2 separate regions of the Homo sapiens genome follow, and region 1 is linked to region 2. A link is an interaction called in ENCODE POLR2A ChIA-PET data of the cell type or tissue named here. Cell type or tissue: OCI-LY7. All regions are shown on one strand. Links, peaks and the distances in the headings refer to the core of each region. The heading gives the core; the rest is flanking DNA.

Evidence for each region. Peaks named below come from ENCODE experiments on the same cell type or tissue, not always from the same donor. Only the 100,000 strongest peaks of a DNase experiment are listed, where the experiment ranks them.
Region 1: POLR2A ChIA-PET joins it to region 2 with 5 read pairs; 4 of 35 experiments call an interaction of 5 or more read pairs at or near these places.

The regions. Positions count from the first base shown.
Region 1 is chrX:23,717,377-23,728,741 of GRCh38, reverse strand. ACOT9 (acyl-CoA thioesterase 9) reads left to right here. Exons shown (of 16, transcript NM_001037171.2): 7 at 5,989-6,072; 8 at 6,758-6,861. Among named protein-coding and RNA genes, the nearest start is that of ACOT9, 20 kb to the left of the region's middle. In OCI-LY7, for the core only: no CTCF peak of the experiment used is centred there; no DNase peak of the experiment used is centred there.
Region 2 is chrX:23,950,556-23,961,920 of GRCh38, reverse strand. No RefSeq gene overlaps it. Among named protein-coding and RNA genes, the nearest start is that of CXorf58, 48 kb to the right of the region's middle. RefSeq lists enhancers at 8,252-8,789, 8,790-9,328. In OCI-LY7, for the core only: CTCF peaks have their summits at 7,699 and 7,898; DNase peaks (open chromatin) are centred at 7,880 and 8,560; H3K4me3 peaks cover 964 bases; H3K27ac peaks cover 1,133 bases.

The DNA.
Region 1 (11,365 bases), core at 66-4,065, 230 kb after region 2:
GAGGATGATATTTTGAAATGGAGATATGTGCGTTGGGAGTGGTCATTATTCCTGGGTATCACTGCTCCCATACCCTCTTAGTGGAGGAGCTGGGAAATATATGTGCATATACGTACATATATGTTATTTCTAAATCTTTGTACAGATGTATGTATGAAAACCATGGGATCGCACTGATAGCTCCAATTCCAGTTCAGCCACCACGGGGTTCATTCTCATTTCCTTCCTTTCCATATTTGTAATTCCCTTCTCCAACTGGCTCCATTCTCCTTAATATATTGACTTATTTAATCAGTTCCGCTGTATGTGACCAATTTCCTATGGCTGCCACCCCTCATGCATCATGGATGCTCCCCTCACCTTACCTGGGCTCTGGTACCCCACACCAGGTCCCCCTCTGCAGGCTCACCCTCTTCATTGTGCTCAAGCTGTGACATGCTCTGCCATCACTCTTGCAGCCTCTCTGCAAGGATGTCCTCCTCACCGTGCTTGGATGCCAGCACCCTACTCTAGGTTACCTTACTTGCTCCCACCTAATGATATTTGGGCTGAATGGTTGGGAAAGGGTCTGAAAAAGGGTTCTAATATATTGTTTAAAAAACTATTTTTTTATAGAGATGGGGTCTCCCTGTGTTGCCCAGGTTTTTCGTGAACTCCTGGGCTCAAAGGATCTTCCTGCCTCAGCCTCCTAAAGTTCTGATTACAGGTGTGAGCCGCCGTGCCTGGCCTTTTTTTTTTTTTTTGAGACAGAGTCTCACTCTTGTTGCCCGGCCTGGAGTAGAGTGGTCCGATCTTGGCTCATTGCATCTTCTGCCTCTGGGTTCAGGCGATTCTCCTGCCTCAGCCTCCTGAACAGCTGGGATTACAGGCACCCGCCATCACATCTGGCTAATTTTTGTATTTTTAGTAGAGACGGGGTTTCACCATGTTGGCCAGTCTGGTCTCAAACTCCTGACCTCAGGTGATCTGCCTGCCTCGGCCTCCCAAAGTGCTGGGATTACAGGTGTGAGCCACCATGCCAGGCCCTAACTTTTAAAATATAGATACAAGCTTGTTGTTAAGCTTACGCCTAGCAACTACTTTTCTCTAGATTAAATAAACCCAGTTAAAAATTCTTGGCTGGGCACAGTGGCTCACACCTGTAATCCTTGCACTTTGGGAGATCGAGGCAGGAGGATCGCTTGAGGCCAAGACTTTGAGACCAGCCTGGGAAACATAGTGAGTCCCCATCTCTACAAAACCCAAAAAATTAGCTGGGCATGGTGGCATGCACTAGTAGTTCCAGCTACTCAGAAGACTGAGGTGGGAGGATTGCTTCAGCCCAGGAAGTCGAGGCTGCAGTGAGCTGTGGTGACACCACTGCACTACAGCCTGATTGACTTTGGTTTGCTTAGGTGTCCTTATATATACAAACTCCCCTGCCACTACCCTCTTTCTTGCTCATTAACTTCTGTTGATGGCCAGTCCCTTTAACCTGTTCACTTGATTCTATTCCTTCTATTTCTTCAAGGAACTGCCTTATCACTTGGCTTTCTCCCTCATTTCCTGAGCCTTTTCTCAACTTCACTTTTCCCTCAAGTTATAAACATATTCAAGGTTCTTCCATCTTAAAATGAAAAATAGGCCGGGCAGGGTGGCTTACGCCTGTAATCCCAGTAGTTTGGGAGGCCGAGGCGGGTGGATCACTTGAGGCCAGGAGTTCGAGACCAGCCTGGGCAATATGGTGAAACCCCGTCTCTACTAAAACTACAAAAAGTAGCCGGGCGTGGTGGTGCGTGCCTGTAATCCCAGCTACTCGGGAGGCTGAGGCACGAGAATCGCTTGAGCCTGGGAGGCAGAGGTTGCAGTGAGCTGAGATAGACTCCAGCCTGGACAACAGAGCGAGACTCTGTCTCAAAAACACAAAAATTAGCCGGGTGTAGTGGCATGTGCCTGTAGTCCCAACTACTCAGGAGGTTGAGGCAGGAGAATGGCTTGAACCCGGGAGGTGGAGGCTGCAGTGAGCTGAGATCGCACCACTGCATTCCAGCCTGGGTGACAGAGTGAGGCTCTGAGTCAAAAAAAAAAAAAAAGATAAGTAAAAAATCCTCTTTCCTTATAACACCTCACACTTTCTTCCTTACTTCATAGCTCACTTTCTGAAAAGAACCTAGAAAATCACCTGCTCTCATTGCCTCTTTATGCTAACTTCCTGTTAATTAAACATTTCCCGGTCGGCTGTGTTCCGGCTTCTGCTCCTCCACGCCATTGAATCTGCTCTTGCCAAGCTCGCCATTGGCCCCTTTACTGCACAGTTGAATGGATACTTTTCAGGGCTGACCTGACCCCTTTGTGGCTTCTTATATCGTCCAGCCCATCCTTGGGCTTTGGTGACATTTCCTTCTGCTTCTCTGGCTGCTCTTTTGTAGTCCCCTTTGTAGGTTCCTCTTTTTCTGTTGATCCCTTAAATGTAGGTTATCCCCAGGGTTTTGTCTTCTGCCCTTTCAAAAACTGATTATTTTTTGAATTTATTTTATTTTATTTTGTTTATTTATTTTTTTTGAGCTGTAGTTTCGCTCTTGTTGCCCAGGCTGGAGTGCAATGGCGCTATCTCAGCTCACTGCATCCTCCATCTCCCGGGTTCAAGGGATTCTCCTGCCTCAGCCTCCCATGTAGCTGGGATAACAGGCACACACCACCACGCCCGGCTAATTTTTTGTATCTTTAGTAGAGACGGGGTTTCACCATGTTGGCCGGGCTGGTCTCGAACTTCTGACCTCAGGTGATCCACTCGCCTCGGCCTCCCAAAGTGCTGGGATTACAGACGTGAGCCACTGCGCCCGGCCTTTTGAATTTTATAATTTGTTCATATTAATTAAATTTTAAGGCATTTTAAAATTTAACAATAAAATTGTTAAATCTTTTAAAATTATTTATTTAGTTTTTGAGACAGGGTCTCACTCTGTCACCCAGGCTGGAGTGCAGTGGCGTGATCACAGCTCACTGTAGCCTTGACCTCCTGGCTCAAGCAGTCCTCCTGCCTTAGCCTCCTGAGTAGCTGGGACTACGGGTGCACACCACCATGCCCAGCTAATTTTTTTGATTTTTAGTAGAGACAAGGTCTGCCATGTTGCCCAGGCTGGTCCCAAACTGCTGGACTCAAGGGATCCCCCCACCTCGGCCTCCCAAAGTGTTGGGATTACAGGTGTGAGCCACTGCGCCCAGCCCTATTTTTTCAGTTGAGGTTAAAATATAAAATTTACCATCTTTATCTTTTTTTTTTTTTTTTTTTGAGACAGAGTCTCACTCTGTCACCTAGACTGGAGTGCAGTGGCACCATCTCGGCTCACTGTAACCTCTGCCTCTCGAGTTCGAGCAGTTCTCCTGCCTCAGCTTTCGACGTAGCTGGGATTACAGGCATCTACCACAACGCCCAGCTAATTTTTGTATCTTTAGTAGAGATGGGGTTTTGCCATGTTGGTCAGGCTGGTCTCAAACTCGTGACTTCAGGTGATCCCCCCACCTCGGCCTCCCAAAGTGCTGGGATTACAGGTGTGAGCCACCGCGCCTGGCTCATCTTTATCATTTTTAAGTGTACTGATCAGTGGTAAAAACTACATTTATATTACATTTTCCTCCGTCTCTTCTCTACCCTTCCCTTCTGCCCTTTTTTGGGTTGACGTTGCAGATTCTCTATAAACTCATCTACTCCCAGTGTTTCAGTTGCTATCAGTATGCTGAATACTTACAAAGCTACATTTTCTGGCCTGCTTTTCTGAGTTTCAATCAATTTTTCCTCTTAGCTACTAGATTTATTTTTCTTTTTTAGAGACAGTCTCACTCTGTTGCCCGGGCTGTAGTGCAGTGGTAAAATCATAGCCTACTGCAACCTTAAACTTGCGGGCTCAAGTGTTCCTTCTGCCTCAGCCTCCTGAGTAGCTGGGACTATAGGCACACTGCACCATGCCTGGCTAATTTGTTTTGTTTTTTTGGAATAGGGTCTTGCTCTGTCACCCAGGGTGGAGTCCAGTGGTGCGATCACCACTCACTGTATCCTCGACATCTCGGGCTCAAGCATCCTCCCATCTTAGCCTCTCAAGTAGCTGGGACCACAGGCACACGCCACCATGCCTGGCTAATTTTTGTATTTTACTGTAGAGACGGGATCTCACCATGTTGCCTGGGCTGGTCTGGAACTCCTGGGCTCAAGTGATCCATCTGCCTCTGTCTTCCAAAGTGCTGGGATTACAGGCTTGATCCACCATGCCTGGCCTAATTTTTAAAGTTTTTTGTAGAGACAGGGGTCTCACTCTGTTGCCCAGGCTAGTCTCAAGCTCTGGGCTCACGTGATCCTCCTGCTATGGCCTTGCAAAGCCCTAGGATTACAGGTGTGAACAACTGTGCCCTCCCCAATACCTTCATTTGGATGTGCCATAGGCTCTTCAAATTCAACGCATTGAAAATGGCCCATTCTTTTCTTCCTATATTCTCTTTTTATTTTGAGACAGAGTCTTACTCTGTTGTTCAGGCTGGAGTGTAGCGGCATGATCATGGCTAACTACAGTCTTGACCTCCTGGGTTCAAGCAATCCTCCTACCTATCTCCCGAGTAGCTGGGACTACAGGCATGTGCCACCACACCTGGCTAACTTTTGTGTTTTTGGTAGAGATGGAGTCTCTGCTGTGTTGCCTGGGCTGGTCTTGAACTCCTAGGCTCAAGTGATCTTCCTGCCTTCGCCTCTAAAAGTGTTGGGATTACAGGCATGAGCCACTGTGCCCAGTCTCTCTTCTCTTTTTCAGTGACTAGTACACCACGCTTACCTATGCAAGCTAGAAAACTGAATTTATTCAAGTCTTCTCAGGTTTACCTTCTTCTTAACTCATAGTCTTTTCATTTCTACTCCTGTTGCCATAGGTTGGAGCCATCTGATTTCTTTGCTGGACAAAGACTTTTAAATGGAGTTTATTGCCTTTAGCCTATCATTCCCCCAGTGTGTCCTTTAGCAGGTGCATAGATGGAAGGATTTACACTTACTCAACAAGTATTTATTGAGCCACATATCTTGTCTGAGAGTTTGTGATACAAATTTGAATGGATCATGGGGGAAGCAGGGAGCCAATCAACATATAATCATACAACTTTTTTTTTTTTTTTTTTTTTTTTGAGACAGTCTTGCTCTGTTGCCAGGCTGGAGTGCAGTGGTACGATCTCGGCTCACTGCAACCTCTGCCTCCTGGGTTCAATTGATTCTCCTGCCTCAGCCTCCTGAGTAACTGGGACGCCACCACGCCCGGCTAATTTTTGTATTTTTAGTAGACATGGGGTTTCACCATGTCAGCCAGGATGGTCTCGATCTCTCGACCTCGTGATCCGCCTGCCTTGGCCTCCCAAAGTGCTGGGATTACAGGCTGAGCCGCCGCGCCCGGCCCAACGTATAATTATACGACTTTAAATGAGTTGATATCTGTAAGGTGCATGAACCATGCATGGCACATATAAATGCTTGTTAAAATATGGAAAGTATACAGATAACCACAGGGTGGTATAGGAGTCAAGGGTGTTATGGGGAAGGAGGGATAACTGAGTGAAATAATTGTTTCATGATTAATTAGGACAAAGCCAGGAGGAAAACAGGTAGCCAAGTCCTTGTGCTTTGTTTCTCTTTCCTGAAGATGTTTGATACTGTCAGACTCATGTGCTGAGTTCTTACTCTGATTTGGGCACTGAGTCTCTGTGGAGTGGTAACAAGCTGTCTGGTGGGTCTGGGCTTGCTTCGGGCTTTGATTTCTTCACCAAATCTTAAAATTGAGGGGGCAGTCAGATTGGAGGATCTCCCAAATCCTTCAATTTATAAAAGTGTTTGATCCTAGGATAAGATGATCAATGGAATATTAGGGGCTGGATCTTCCAAGCGAGACAAGGCTTTTCATGGATCTCAGGGAGGAAATTTTAAATGTTGGGAAATAATTCTGCCTTTTTAAAATTTGGTACACTCCTGTTTCCCTGCAGTTCTTATTTGTTACATGCACAACAAAATCCACTCCGCCAAGATGTCTCCTTTATCGATAGTTACAGCCCTGGTGGATAAGATTGGTAAGTGATATCATTTTCTATGCATACTTAGAATTCTTAGTAATTTCAAGATATTATTGAGATTACAGGACGTACTCTCCTTTTATGGGAATTTTTTTTTTTTTTGAGACGGAGTTTTGCTCTTGTCACCCAGGCCGGAGTGTAATGGCACGATCTTGGCTCACTGCAACCTTCGCCTCCCAGGTTCAAGCAATTCTCCTGCCTCAGCCTCCCGAGTAGCTGAGATTACAGGCATGTGCCACCACGCCCGGCTAATTTTTGTATTTTTAGTAGAGATGGGATTACACCATGTCGGCCAGGCTGGTCTCAAACTCCTGACCTCAGGTGATCCACCTGCCTCGGCCTCCCAAAGTGCTGGGATTACAGGCATGAGCCACCGTGCCTAGCCCTTTATGGGGAATTTTAATGTATATATGCATATGAAAATGTCTAGAATGCTGTATACCAAGATATTTATTATAATTAGGTGGGTTTTGCATGATTCCAGTTTTATTTTTTATATTCTTTGCTTTTTCTACATTTTTCAAAAACACATGTAGATTTCTTCTGCGTGTCAAAAAAGTTATTTTAGTTTTGAAGACAAAAAAGAAATGTAGTGGAATTTGCCATAATTTCTAATTGTTCATATTTACAGAACAGAAAATTTTTGGTATGACTTGGACCCTGATTGACTTCTGTTTTGCAGATATGTGTAAGAAGAGCTTGAGCCCAGAACAGGACATTAAGTTCAGTGGCCATGTTAGCTGGGTCGGGAAGACATCCATGGAAGTGAAGATGCAAATGTTCCAGGTAAATATGCGCCTGAAGATTGTCCACTGTTTAAGTAAAACCAGCTAGTCTCCATGCAAGAAAAGCTTATTTACCTATGTATCTGTAGACAGGTATGTTGCTCACTGCTTCTAGAAAAACAGTTGAAAGCTCATGTCATATGGATGGTGGGTTATTAATATCCTCCTTGTGGACAAAGCCTGACGTACTATTTGGTGTTTATATTTAATATTTATTTCTAATCATATACAAGTCCATGTTAAGGTGTTTGTTTCTGGTTCTGCCTAGGAGAATTTCACAGAAGTCTGTGTTATGGTAGGAGTGAATGGAATTGATTACTGTATTCATTTCCCAGGACTGCTGTACAGTTGGCCCTCTGTGTCTGTAGATTTCACATCCACAGATTCAACCAACCATGGATTGAAAATGTTTGGAAAAAAACAGTGAAAAATAATATAAATAAAACACAATACAGTATAACAACCATTTTTTTAAAAAAATAGAGATGGGGCTGGGTGCAGTGGCTCACGCCTGTAATCCCACCACGTTGGGAGGCTGAGGTGGGCAGATCACTTGAGGCCAGGAGTTTGAGACCAGCCTGGCCAATATGGTGAAACCCTGTCTCTATTTAAAAAATACAAAAATTAGCCAGGCTTGGTGGTGCACGCCTGTAATCTCAGCTACTTAGGAGGCTGAGGGTTGGGAACCGCTTGAACCCAGGAGGTGGAGGTTGCAGTGAGCTGAGATTGCGCCACTGCACTCCAGCCTGGGCAACAGAGTGAGACTCGTCTCAAAAAATAAATAAATAAATAAATAAAAATAGAGAAATGGATATGGAGTTTCACCATGTTGCCCAGGCTGGTCTTGAACTTCTGGCCTCATGTGGTCCTCCCACCTTAGCCTCCCCAAATGCTGGGATTACAGGCATGGCTGGCCTTAAAACAACTATTTATATGGCATTTATATTGTATTAGGTATTATAAGTAATCCAGAGATAATTTAAAGTACACAGGAGGAGGTGCATAGGTTTTATGTAAATATGACCCCATTTTATATAGGGGAGTTGAGCATCTGTGGATTTTGGTATTGGCGGGTGGTGGTAGGGAGTTCTGGAACCAATCCTGCGTGGATTCCAAGGGGCAGCGGTACCACAAAGTACCATAAACTGGTGGCATAAAAACAGAAAATGTATTGACTCACAGTTTGGAGGCTACGAATCCAAAATCAAGGTGTCAGCAGAGGCATGTTCCCTCTAAAACCTGTAAGAGAGAAGCCTTCCTTGTCTGTTTCTTGCTTCTGGTGGTTTGCTGGCAATCCCTAGCGTTCCTTGGCTTCCAGCTGTAGCACTTCATTCAGTCTCTGCCTCCGTCATCACATGGTGTTCTCTCATGTGTCTCTGTCTCTCTGGTGTCTCTTGTCAGGATGCTGCTAATCATACTGGATTAAGGGCCCACGCTACTCCGGCATGACCTCATCTTAACTAATTATGTCTGCAACGACTCTATTTCCAAATACAGTCACGTTCACAGTTATGGGGGTTAGGATTTCCACATGTCTTTTTGGGGGACACAGTTGGGCCCTTAACAGTCATTTGAGCTATTACAGTAGTTAGGAACAGCTAATCTGATGAGTAAAACTCAGAATAGCTATTACAAACAATTGAAGAAATTTGACAAGAAAAAGTACCTCAAAGAGGATAACAACACAGAAATAAAATGATTCAGTGTATGTCCAAGATTTCATTGTGGAAAACTTATTTAAGAATGACTGGCTGGGCGCGGTGGCTCACGCCTGTAATCCCAGCACTTTGGGAGGCCAAGGCGGGCAGATCACCAGGTCAGGAGATCGAGACCATCCTGGCTAACACGGTGAAACCCTGTCTCTACTAAAAATAAAAAAATTAGCCGGGCGTGGTGGCGGGTGCCTGTAATCCCAGCTATGGGAGGCTGAGGCAGGAGAATGGCGTGAACCCAGGAGGCGGAGCTTGCAGTGAGCCGAGATCACACCACTGCTCTCCAGCCTGGGCGACAGAGCGAGACTCCGTCTCAAAAAAAAAAAAATGACTTATTCATTTATGCCAGGGTATTGAGTAGACCAGGGGTCCCCAACCCCCGGGCCATGGGCTACATAGCAGGAGGTGAGCTGTGGGCAAGAGAGAATTACCACCTGAGCTCCGCCTCCTGTCAGATCAGCAGCGGCATTAGATTCTCATAGGAGCACGAACCCTATCGTGAGCTGCGCATGTGAGGGATCTAGGTTGCACACTCCTTAGGAGAATCTAGTGCCCGATGATCTGAGGCGGAGCAGTTTCATCCCAAAACCATCCCCCCCAGCCCACCCCATTCCGTGGAAAAATTGTATACCACAAAACTGGTCCCTGGTGCAAAAAAGGTTGGGGGCCACTGCAGTAGACCTATTATTCAGATGCATTTTTTCCTGCTATGGAATGATGAAGCATTTCACCTTTTGGTGAAATAAACTTTCACACTTTCAGAAAAAGCCTGAAGCTAGCTCTGTAGTAGTTATTTGTCAAAATAAGTATTTTTTTTATTCAGTACTATATGCAAGTGATTGAATCTTTCAATTCCCATGTTTGATGTAACTGACAGTAATACTGTTTTATTTTGTTTGTTTGAGACAGTGTCACTCTGTCTCCCAGGCTGGAGTGTAGTGGCGCGATCTCAGCTTTCTGCTACCTCTGCCCCTCGGGTTCCAGTGATTCTCATGCCTCAGCCTCCCAAGTAGCTGGGACTACAGATGTGTGTCACCATGCCTGGCTAATTTTTGTATTTTTAGTAGAGACGGGGTTTTACCATGTTGCCCAGGCTGGTCTTGAACTCTTGGACTCAAGCCATCCACCCGCCCTCGCCTCCCAAAGTGCTGGGATTTCAGGCGTGAGCCACCGTGCCCAGCCAGTAATACTGTTTTAAAAACAAAACATTGCTGGGTTGCTGCTATGATCTGCCTACAGTCTTTTTTTTTTTTTTTTTTTTTTTGAGACGGAGTCTTGCTCTGTCACCCAGGCTGGAGTGCAGTGGTGCGATCTCGGCTCACTGCAAGCTCCGTCTCCTGGGTTCATGCCATTCTCCTGCCTCAGCCTCCCAAGTAGCTGGGACTACAGGTGCCTACCACCATGCCCGGCTAATTTTTTTGTATTTTTAGTGCAGACGGGGTTTCACCGTGTTAGCCAGGATGATCTCGATCTCCTGACCTCATGATCCGCCTGCCTCGGCCTCCCAAAGTGCTGGGATTACAGGCGTGAGCCACCGTGCCCGGCCTGTTCTGCCTACAGTCTTTTAAAAAATATTCTTGGTTAATTCCTAGTCTGCTCAGTGCCATGCACAGCAGATTCCTGGCACAGGACCTGCCTTTTAGGGCATCTTGACAATTTGCCTCTTGGACAAATAGGTTGAAAAAGAGATACAGGAATTATTGAGAGAGAACCAGTGGAACTCAGTGTCAGACAAGTAAACACTTTTGTTTTAAATTTGCATTCTTCACTGGCTATTTGACTAATAACTCATGACTCGAGTGATCCTTTTTATTCCAGAGAAGTGGTGTGGGGATAAGCACTCTGCCTCTGGTTTGCATAGATTTAGGTTCTAATCCCAGCACTGCTGCTTCCTAGTCATGTGGCTGTGGATAAACCACTTGTCTGAGCCTCTGTGTTCTCAAATGTAACATGAAAATAGTAACAGAGTACCATGTTATATGGTTGTGGTAAGGGAAATTTGAAAAAAACCCATTCATGTGAAGTACTTTGGTACAGTGCCTATCACACAGTAACCACTGTTGGAAATTTTTTTTTTTTTTTGAGACAGGGTCTTGTTCTGTCACCCAGGCTGGAGTGCAGTGGCATGATCTCGGCTCACTGCAGCCTCTGCCTCCTGGGTTCAAGCAATTCTCCTGTCTCAGCCTCCCTAGTAGCTGAGATTACAAGTGCACACCACCATGCGTGGCTAGTTTTTGTATTTTTTATACAGACCGGGTTTCACCATCTTGGCCAGGCTGGTCTCGAACTCCTGACCTCAAGTGATCCGCCTGCCTCGGCCTCCCAAAGTGCTGGAATTATAGGCGTGGGCCGCCGCCCCCAGCCTGGCAATAATATTAATTTATTATAAATACTGTTGAGGTGGCCTCAAATTTCTATTTTGGGCTTGACCTTCATACCCACTTTCCTGAGTGCTCCTTATATTTCTCCACCTAGACGTGCTGTTGCTACCTCAAGTTCCAATAAACAGTATGTTCCAAACTGATTGGCCCCAATTCTCATCCTCCTCCAGTCTTCCCTTTGCCAGCCTCCTGCTTCCTTTCCCATGCAGCCTTTTGCCAGGTCTTGCAAATTCATCACCCACAGCAACTCACCAGAATTCTTTCTCCCCATATCCTTTTGGCCCTGTGTTTTATTCAAGTCCTCACTGCCTCTTGTGTGAGTGCCTTAACCGTCTTTTAATTAACCTGACTTTCTCTAGCCGGACCTCTCTCTTTTAATTTTATGCATTTTTACCACATAAGTCTTCCAAAG
Region 2 (11,365 bases), core at 6,460-10,459:
ACCCATTTTCAGATGCAGAAACCCAAGAAATTCCAAGCAGGATAATTAAAAATAAATTTACACTTAGACACATAGTAATAAAATGTCAGAATATCAAAGACAAGAAGACATTCCAATAATGGTAGCTGTAACACAATGAAATAGGTCCTTTGAAGTGGCAAGAGAAATAACTGTCAACCTGGAATTTTACACCCGGCAAATAAACTTTTATGAATGAGGGTATAATAAAGATATTTTCAACCATAAACAGACATCATTAAAATAACTTTTAAAGAATATATCCAGGCCAGGCGTGGTGGCTCACGCCTGTAATCCCAGAACTTTGGGAGGCCAAGGCAGGTGGATCACCTGAGGTCAGGAGTTCGAGACCAGCCTGGCCAACATGGTGAAACCCCGTCTCTACTAAAACTACAAAAAATTAGCCAGGCATGGTGGCACGCACCTGTAATCCCAGCTACTTGGGAGGCTGAGACAGGAGAATCGCCTGGACCTGGGAGGCAGAGGTTGCAGTGAGCTGAGATCACACCATTGCACTCTAACCTGGGCAACAAGAGCAAAACTCTGTATCGAAACAAACAAACAAACAAACAAACAAACAAAAAAAACGCCAGGCCTGGTGGCTCAAGCCTGTAATCCCAGCACTTTGGGAGGCCGAGATGGGCAGCTCACCTGAGGTTGGGAGTTCGAGACCAGCCTGACCAACATGGAGAAACCCCATCTCTACTAAAAATATAAAATTAGCCAGGCGTGGTGGTGCATGCCTGTAATCCCAGCTACTCGGGAGGCTGAGGCAGGAGAATCGCTTGAAACTGGGAGGCAGAGGTTGCGGTGAGCTGAGATCATGCCATTGCACTCCAGCCTGGGCAACAACAGCAAAACTCTGACTCAAAAAAAAAAAAAAAAGAAAGAAAGAAATAATATATCCCAAAAGGATAAACATGATTCTAGCTGGAACCTCTGGGATGAAAGAATAGTGATCATTGCCAGGCATGGTGGCTCATGCCCGTAATCCCAAGACTTTGTGAGGCCAAGGCAGGCAGATCACCTGAGGTAAGGAGTTCAAGACCAGCCTGGCCAACATGGCAAAACCCCGTCTCTACTAAAAATACAAAAATTAGCCAGCTGTGGTGGCGGGTGCTTGTAATCCTAGCTACTCAAGAGGCTGAGGCAGGAGAATCACTTGAACCTGGGAGGCAGAGGTTGCAGTGAGCTGAGATCGCGGCACCGCACTCCAGCCTGGGTGACAGTGAGACTCCATCTCAAAAAAAAAAAAAAACAAGTGATCAATATTCAACATTGTATTGGAAGTCCTAGCCAGTAAAATAGGCAAGAAAATGAAACAAAGGGCATACAAATCAGAAAAGAAGAAACAAAACCATTTCTATTAACAACCAGTCTATGTAGAAAAACCCAAAGAGTCTACAAAAAAAGCTACTCAAACCAGTAAGTGGGCTAATCAAGGTCACAGGATATAAAGCCAATATACAAATCAATTGTATTTTTGTATACTCGCAATAAACAATTCGAAATTGAAATTTTAAAGCAGTGCCATTTACAGTAGCACCAGAAATATGAAATCTTTAGGCATAATTCCTATAAAATATGTGCAAGGTGTGTGCACGGAAAACTACAAAACATCAATGAAAAAATCAAAGAAGACCTAAATAAATGATATATTGTGCTCCTAAAGTGGAAGACTCACTGTTAAGATGTCTGCGGCAGGCAGCCTTTAAAATGGTCCCCAGTGATCCCTGCCTTCTGATATTCATGCCCTTGTGTAATCCTCTCCCCATAAGGGTGGCCTGGACCTAGTCATGCACTTGTAACGAACGGAATAGGCAAAAATGATGAAATGTCACTTCCTCGATTAGGTTGCAAAGAGTCTATGGCTTTTGCCTTGAGCACTCTTTCACACTCTTGTTCTGAGGAAAGCTAGCTGCCATGTAGTGAGGTGCTTTACAGAGAGGCCCACAAGTCAAGGAACTGAGGGAGGCCTTCAGCCAATAGTCAGCAAGGAACTGAATCTTGCCAACAACCACATGAGTGAGTTTGGAAGCAGAACCTCCCCCAGTTGAGCCTTCATCTCAGCCCTGGCTGACAACTTGATTGCTTGCAACCTTGTGAGAAACCTTGAGACAGAGGCACTGAGCTAAGCTGCACCCAGATTCCTGACGCACAGGATCTGTGAGATAATAAATATTTGATGTTGTAGGCTGCTAAATTTTGGGCTAATTGGTAATGCAGTGATAGATAATACAATGTTGATTCATCCCAAATTGATTAATAGATTCAATGCAACCCTAACCAAAATCCCAGAGAGATTTTTTTGTAGAAATTGTCAAGGTGGCTTTAAAATTTACATGATAAAGCAAAGGAACTAGAATAGTCAAAACAATTTTGAAAAAGAAGAGCAAAGTTAGAGAACTCACAGTACGTGATTTCAAGATGTACTATAAAACTAGAGTAATTAAGACAGTGTGGTACTGGCAAAAGGACAGACCCATAGATCTGGAACAGAGTCCAGACATAGACCCACACATACATGGTCAATTGATTTTTTGGCAAGAATGCAAAGGCAATTTTTTTTTTTTTTTGAGACGGAGTTTCTTGCTGCCCAGGCTGGAGTGCAGTGGCGCAATCTTGGCTCACCGCAACCTCTGCCTCCTGGGTTCAAGTGATTCTCCTGCCTCAGCTTCCTGAGTAGCTGGGATTACAGGCATGTGCTACCATGCTCGGCTAATTTTGTATTTTTAGTAGAGATGGGGTTTCTCTATGTTGGTCAGGCTGGTCTCGAACCCCCAACCTCAGGTGATCCGCCTGCCTCTGCCTCCCAAAGTGCTGGGATTACAGGCATGAGCCACCGTGCCAGGCCCAAGAAGGCAATTTTTAAAAAGATAATCTCTTCAACAAATGTTGCTGGAGCCACTGAACATCACAGGCAAGCCAAAGGACCTTCTTGCATACCTCACATTATGTACAAAACAGAACTAAAAATGGATTATGAACCTAAATATAAAATTTAAAACAATAAAACTTTTAGAAGAAGACACAGAGGAAAATCTTTTTGATCTGGTTAGACAAAGACTTCTTATTTCTGACACTGAAAGGACAATTTGTAAAAAACTGATAAGTTGGACTTCACCAAAACTAAGAACTGCTGCTTTTTGAAAAAACATTATTGAGAAAAGGAAGAAAAAAAAACACATTGGGAGAAAAATATTTGCAAAACGTATCTCTGATAAAGGAATTGTAAGCAGAATACATATAGAATTCTCAAAAGTCATTAATAACACAAACAACTCAGCCAAAAAAACGTGCAAAATATTTAAAGACACTTCACCAAATAAAATATACAAATGGGAAATAAGCGTATGAAAAGATGCTTATCATCCTTAGTCATTAAGGAAATGAATATTAAACCACAGTGAGATACTACTTCATACCTACTAGAATGGCTAAAATATAAAAGATTGACAATATCAAGAGAAATGAAAGTCTACATCCACACAAAGACTGCTCATAAATGCTCAAAATAGTTTTATTTGCAATAGTCAAAAACTGGAAATAACCCAAATGTCCATTGACAGGTGAATGGATAAACAAATTGTGGTATATTGAAACAATGGAATGCAACCTAGATGAACTTTTGATACATGCAACGATATAGATGGGTCTCAAAATAATTATATTGAATGAAAGAAGCCAGGCCCCCCTGCCAAAAAAGCATATGCTAGTTGATTCCACTTACATAGAACTCTCAAAAATGCAAACTATACTGACAGAAAGATGAGTGGTCACTTGGAGATGGGGGCTGGGAAAGACAGAAGAGAGGGACTAAAGAGGCATGAGAAAACGTATGGGGATCATCATCTTGACTGTGGTGATGGTTTCATATGTCAAAACTTATCAAATTGTCCTCATGCAATATGCATAATATACTGTATGTCAATTCTACCTTAACAAAGCAGTTAACTTTGAAAAATTATTTTATAATTTTCACATTGCATTGAGAATATTTTTCCCTGGCCCAATTTTCCAAGGGAAGATGATATCCATAGTCGCACTTGACTAGGCACTCACCATTTATCAATTATCAGAAACAGAAAAACAGGGATTAAAGGATTAAATTATTTTTTCCTTTTTGAAAATTATTATTATTTTTACTTGCATAATTCAGCTTCTTCAATCAATACACTTCAACATTTGGCTGAAATGTGGAGTGTTTTAGTAAAGGCAGGAAGGAAATAAATGAAAGATAAGAAAACATTACATTTAAAATAACTACCATACTGCTTTGTTCATTATCATTGTTGATCTCTTATCTCAGTCTGACCAAAATACTATTAAATATTATTAATTTCGCTAGTGTGGAACTTCAAGTCTGGAGCCAAATGGTAGAAAAAATGGAGTTCTGTCAGAAAAGAAATGTGACTGTAGTTTAGCCCCTGATCCAGCTTTTTTTTTTTTTTTAAGACGGAGTCTTGCTCTGTTGCCCAGGCTGGAGTGCAGTGGTGTGATCTTGGCTCACTGCAACCTCCGCCCCTGTGTTCAAGCAATTCTTCTGCCTCACCCTCCCGAGTAGCTGGGACTACAGGCGCGTGCCACCCATGCCCGCCTAATTTTTTGCAGTTTTAGTAGAGACAGGGTTTCACTGTGTTAGCCAGGATGGTCTTGATCTCCTGAACTCGTGATCTGCCCACCTCGGCCTCCCAAAGTGCTGGGATTTCAGGCGTGAGCCACTGCGCCTGGCCTTTTTTTTTTTTTTTTTTTTTTTTTTTTTGAGACCAAGGCTCACTCTGTTGCCCTAGGCTGGAATGCAGTGGCACAATCTCGGCTCACTGCAACCTCTGCCTCCCGGGTTCAAGCGATTCTCCTGTTTCAGCCTCCAGAGTAGCTGGGGTTACAGGCTCCTGCCATCACAGCCGGCTAATTTTTGTATTTTTAGTAGAGACGGGGTTTCATCATATTGGCCAGGCTGGTCTCGAACTCCTGAGCTCAAGTGATCCGCCCACCTCGGCCTCCCAAAGTGCTGGGATTACAGGCGTGAGTCACCACGCCCCGCCCTGATCCAGCTATTTTTCATGTGTAAAGGCAAACATTTTCAGACATTTCAGGAGTCATGTCCCTTTCTAAAAAGATAATTGGAAGCAATAACATAATGCCATAAGAAATAATCAGAATGAAGCTCTAGATATGAGAAACATTGGTAAGCAATGAATCCAACAAAAGCAATAAATATACATACCGTTTAATATGATTGTGATAAAAAGCAATTTTGGAAAAAAAGTAAGATATAAAAATTAAAACTCGCTGGGCACGGTGGCTCAAGCCTGGAATCCTAGGACTTTGGGAGGCCGAGGCGGGCGTATCACGAGGTCAGGAGACCGAGACCATCCTTGCTAACATGGTGAAACCCCGTCTCTACTAAAATATATGAAAAATTAGCTGGGCGTGGTGGCGGGCGCCTGTAGTCCCAGCTACTTGGGAGGCTGAGGCAGAAGAATGGTGTGAACCCGGGAGGCGGAGCTTGCAGTGAGCCGAGATCGCGCCACTGCACTCCAGCCTGGGCGAAAGAGCGAGACTCCGTCTCAAAAAAAAAAAAAAAAAAAAATTAAAACACAGATATTTCAACAACATATTTGATATATGGGTAGGGTTAAAGTGTGTTAAATTTCTTGATGGGCATTGGGGGGGTGGATGTAGATAATTTTTACTTCTCGTGATTAATTTAAATAGTAAATAGTTTCAAATATGGAATTAAAATTAGAAATTAAGGAAAATAACAGCAGAATACAAATAATATACAAGTCTTACAAATCCTAGAGGAAAAATAGAGATCAATGGAAACTGAATAATCCTAGCAAAAGTCAGAAAAGGAAAAAAGTGAAACACCAAGAACACATAGGGGCCAGGTGCAATGGCTCATGCCTGTAATCCCAGCACTTTGGGAGGCCGAGGCAGAAGGATAGCTTGAGCTCAGGAGTTCAAGACCAGCCTGGGCAACATAGCAAGACCTTGGCTTTACAAAATATCAAAAAAATTAGCTGGGCATGGTGGTGTTACTTTGGAGGCTGAGGTGGGAGGATCACTGGAGCCTGGGAGATCAGGGCTTCAGTGAGCTGTGATTGCGCCACTGCACTCCAGCCTGGGCAACAGAACAAGACCCTGTCTCAAAAAACAACCCCCGCCCATCACCCGCAAAAAAAAAAGAACACACAGGAAGCAGCAAGCACAAAATAATATAAATAAGACCAAAAGTAAGTTGTCACAGTAAACATAATAGGTTAAATTTCTTCTTTAAAAGACAAAAGACTTTCATATTGAGGAAATAAAAACACAGCTATATGCTGTTTATCAAAGACACAAATGACAAGCACATGTTAAAAATAAAATTTGGGGCTGGGCACGGTGGCTCACGCCTGTAATCCCAGCACTTTGGAAGGCCGAGGCAGGTGGATCACCTGAGGTCAGGAGTTTGAGACCAGGCTGGCCAACATGGTGAAACTCCGTCTCTACTAAAAATACAAAAATTAGCCGGGCATCGTGGCAGGAGCCTGTAATCCTAGCTACTTGGGAGGCTGAGGCAGGAGAATTGCTTGAACCTGGGAGGCAGAGGTTGCAGTGAGCCGAGATCGCACCATTGCACTCCAGCCTGGGCGACGGAGCAAGACTCCGTCTAAAAATAAAAAAAATTGGGCAAAGCTATACCAAACAAATTCTGATGAAAAAGAAAGAGTTGTGCAAATTTTAATAATAGGCAAAGCAGAATTCATGGCAGCAAACATTTGATAAGACAAAGATGGATATTTTATAATTATATAATACATAGTTGATGAACCTTTATGTACCCCCAATAGTGGCAAAATACAGACAGAAAAGCAGGTAGAAACACAAAGAACAGTAGAAAAGGCAGAAAAGGTTGTGCCCTGTGAGAGTATTTCCACCCCAATAGGAAGAACAAAATATTCTCCTTTAAGCTTCAAGAATACTGTTTTATAATGATGTGTAATTCACATTTTAACTCACACTAACGTGCTTACTGTCCTAGGACATTATATTTTAAAGAACACCATTTCTAATTTTGAGTTAAATATATTTTTCTCTAATTAGAGAGCTTTGCCCACGTTAGTGAGTTGGGGAAAGGCTCACTGGGCAAGAATACAGTTTGTCCTGTAAGTATACCTGCTTCAGTCTTATTAGTGTGCCAAGTGAGGCGAGATCAAAAAGGATAGCAAAGTACGTGGGCCAGGCCTCTTTTCCTCCCCATCCCACTCCCATTCCTTTGCAGGAATGATAATGAGGCACTGTGATGTGGTGAAAAAAACCAGTAGACTAGAAGTAACTATTCTAGCCCCAGGCAGGCCTTAATAGTTTTATCGCCCTTGGGCACCTCTTATCAGTCTATATACTTTTATCACCTGTAAAGTGACAGCAGCCAAGAATCTAAAACCAATACCTATCGTGCCTTTTCCCTCTCCTGTTATGATCACATAAACTCAGAATTTTAAAAAAAATTTACTTTGAGGCCCGGTGCGGTGGCTCATGCCTGTAATCCTAGTACTTTGGGAGGCTGAGGCAGGCGGATTGCCTGAGCTCAGGAGTTTGAGACCAGCCTGGGCAACACCGTGAAACCCCATCTCTACTAAAATACAAAAAATTAGCCGGGCGTGGCGGCACATCCCAGCTACTCAGGAGGCTGAGGCAGAAGTGCTTGAACCTGGGAGGTGGAGGTTGCAGTGAGCCGAGATCGTGCCACTGCGCTCCAGCCTGGGCGAGACTCCGTCTCCGAAAAAAAAAAATTTTACTTTGAAATAACTATAGACTTATACGAAGTTGCAAAAATAGTCCAAAGTGCCCCATGTGCCCTTCCCGCAGTTTCCCCCAGTGGTGAGATCTTATATAGCCATAGTATATCAAAACCAGGAAACTGATATTGGTAAATTACTGTTAATTATACTATAGACATTCAGTCTTCACCATTCTTAACCTTCTCATAATACAAGTTGGGAAATATTCCCTCCTCTTCAATTTTCTGGAATAGTTTCTGTAAAATTGGTGCTAAAACTCATAGAATTTTAAAACTGAAAGACACCCTCGAAATCACCCAGTACTGACTGGAACCTTGATTTGACTATAAAGACAACAGAGACCCCATTTTTTCTCTCCAGGTAGCCAAAATCAATGGTAGATTTCTATACGTTGGAGGATTAAAAAAGGAATAAAATGACTATTCTTAACACAGTGTACAAAGAAGGCAGTCTGTTCAGAAATAGCTGAAAAGCCATTTCCTAACAAAGTTGACATTCTCTGTCTTCACTGCACTATAAAAACAAGAAACGACAAATGAATTCAAATGTTGAGGAAAGAATGAACCAGAAACAGGGTCTTCTGGTTTTCCCCAGAAGCCTATCCTGAGGCAAGCATTCCACTCTAAGTACAATAATTATTTAGAAGGTGCAAAACCAAAACAAACCAAAAAGAAACCGCCACAGTAGAATGGGGAAGTTACCGGGGAAGTAAGAAAGGCAAGGCAGCCAATAAAGGATGTATTACTAAGTCAGTTACCGCTGTGGGTTCCTGGAACTTACTGGTGCTGGGGACATTCTGAGAACCAGTACAAAACACACACATACACCTCGGTTATTCCACCCAGGGCAGAAAGAGCTGAGATATTTATACATCAACTTCTCTCAGGCATTGAGTGAGAGCAACCAGAGGGGCATTCATTCCCTGGCACTTCCGGCCTGCTTGCATAAGCACCAGTGGCAGTGGGCTCCAGCAACAGGAGAATGCCCTAAACAAAGAAGTCCATGAGCTGGTAAGTTAGAAGTCAAGCTGTGTGCTCGGAAGTGGTAAAGGTGAGAGGATAAAGGCAGCCCACTTACACACAGTATGTGTCACAGCAGGGTAGGAGAATTACCTTAACACATGAGAGAAATTATCTTCCGAAGGAGGATTTCTATGATTTTAGCAGGAAAATGTGAATGTTGTGATTTATTTCAAGATTACTTAAATTATAGAATATTTCTGGGGGTGTGTTTCTCAAAAATATTCCTTTGAGGTTGTGCCTTCAGAAATAATCTGTGAAGACAAAAGGAGAGTGGCAAGGTACAGTCTTTGCATAGAGTATTTCTATCCACTTTAAATTCATGCAAACTTAAATATCGTCATTTTATTCTATTTATTTTAGCATGTTAAAAGAATTACATTAATTTATTTGTGCTAAATGAGAAGGTACCCTCAATGAGAAAAAAAGGTAATGGGTTGCATGCTGAGAATAACCTATGGATTAATATTTAAAGTTTCTCAAGAGATGATGTAATAATAAAATCCCTGGGACAGATAGTATAATGGCATTAGTCATAGATTTCCGGAAATGCTAATCCAACGTCTTTTAACACTGGAGGTGTTTTATTCATAGAAATCTGTAATAATTATTGATCCAAAATATGCTTAGGTTGTATTTGATTCTTTCTTAATAGCCTATGATGGAACTGTATAATTTTTGGTATTTATTTTTTTCACTCTGGTCCATAACCACCATATCTTGATATTTTTCCCTTTTAGAAGTTTCTCATAGCTCTGCAAATGTTGGAGAATTTTGAAGAATATAATTTGACAGGTTAATTTGAATGCTAAAGATTGTCATAATTTAATATTACCAGGGAGAAATGAATATTCACTTTTCCAAAAATATAGAAGGAAATGACTTACTCTTGGAGAACTTTAAAAAATAATATGCATGAATATTTTAAACTTAATGTGATTTCTATGAATCATAGCCAATATAATACTGTAAATTTATAGATCAGGGTTGAAAATTTTTGGACTTTGGACGATCTTCACTCTTTCACATCTTCCTGGTCCAGAAATCTGAGCAACTCACCTTACTTACAAACAAAGACTTAATAGAGGTGAAGTAAGTTTTCATGTTTCTAAAACTTCATTAATTGTATAAACAGTATATACATTCACCAGTACATTATGAAAATAAGCTACAAAACAATTGTAACTTAAGCCACACTTAAAATACTTTAGCCAAATACTGTTTATGAAAAGGAAGCCTTGATGTTTGCTTTCAAGCAAATCAACATTTCTTCAAGTTGTCAATATTATTCTACAAATAATTAGCATTGGTTAGGGAGACTGTGTTATTGGTCCACCATAGGAAAAAGTGATAGAGAGTATCAGGTTATAGAATCTTATTATTCTGTGTCCTTTTCATTTTATTTTATTTTTATTTTTTTTGAGAGAGTCTCACTCTTGTCACCCAGGCTGGAGTGCTGTGGCACGATCTTGGCTCACTGCAACTTCTGCTTCCTGGGTTCAACCAATTTTCCTGCCTCAGCCTCCCAAGCAGCTGGGATTACAAGCACCCGCCACCATGCCTGGCTAATTTTTTTTTTTTTTTTTTTTTTTGTATTTTTAGTAGAGACAAGGTTTCACCATGTTCGCGAGGCTGGTCTCGATCCGCTGACCTCAGGTGATCCGTCCGCCTCGGCCTCCCAAAGTGTTGGGATTACAGGCTTGAGACACTGCACCCAGCCTTCGGTGTCCTTTTTAAACTTAAGGTTCTGATAATTTAGAAATATGTAGTAAAATTTATTCCTCTTCTTTTTAAAAATCCTTGATTGCTGAATTCCTGCAAATTGTTCCTACAAAATTTGTAATCATTGTCAGTGGTGCTTGGTCAATGCACCATTGTTAAAACCAGCCTTGAAAAATAGACAACCTTTTGTATACAAGTGGTTATGCAGTTAATAATTTCTTCAGAAAGGCACTGCTACACTATTTCTGTGCTATTATGAGGAGTCTCTTTGTCAGTTAATATGTATTTCACCCACACATTTTTTGAGCTATCTCCTGAGTTGATGACCAAGCTAATGGCATAGAGTAAACCGTAACAATTTGTCCCCCGAGAAGATCCTGTCAAGTTGCCTAAAATGATAAATGTCCTTAATAATTACTTCATATTTTTATCCTATTCAGGCATGTAGTAGATATTCAACATATATTTACTGAATTGGTATTTTTGTTGTTGTCACTGTTTTTAATAATAAAGAATTAGTCTCTTAAGGCCAGACACAGTGGCTCACACCTATAATCCCAATACCTTGGGAGGCTGAGGTGGCCCGATCGCTTGAGCTCAGGAGTTCAAGACCAGCCTGGGCAACATGGTGAAACCCTGCCTCTACGAAAAATACAAACATCAGCCGGGCATGGTGGCACAGCCTGTAGTTCCAGCTACTCGGGAGGCTGAGGTGGGAGGATTGCTTGAGCCTGAGAGGTGGAGGTTGCAGTGAGCCGAGATCATGCCACTGCACTCCAGCCTGGGCGACAGAGTGAGAACTTGTCTCAAAAAAAA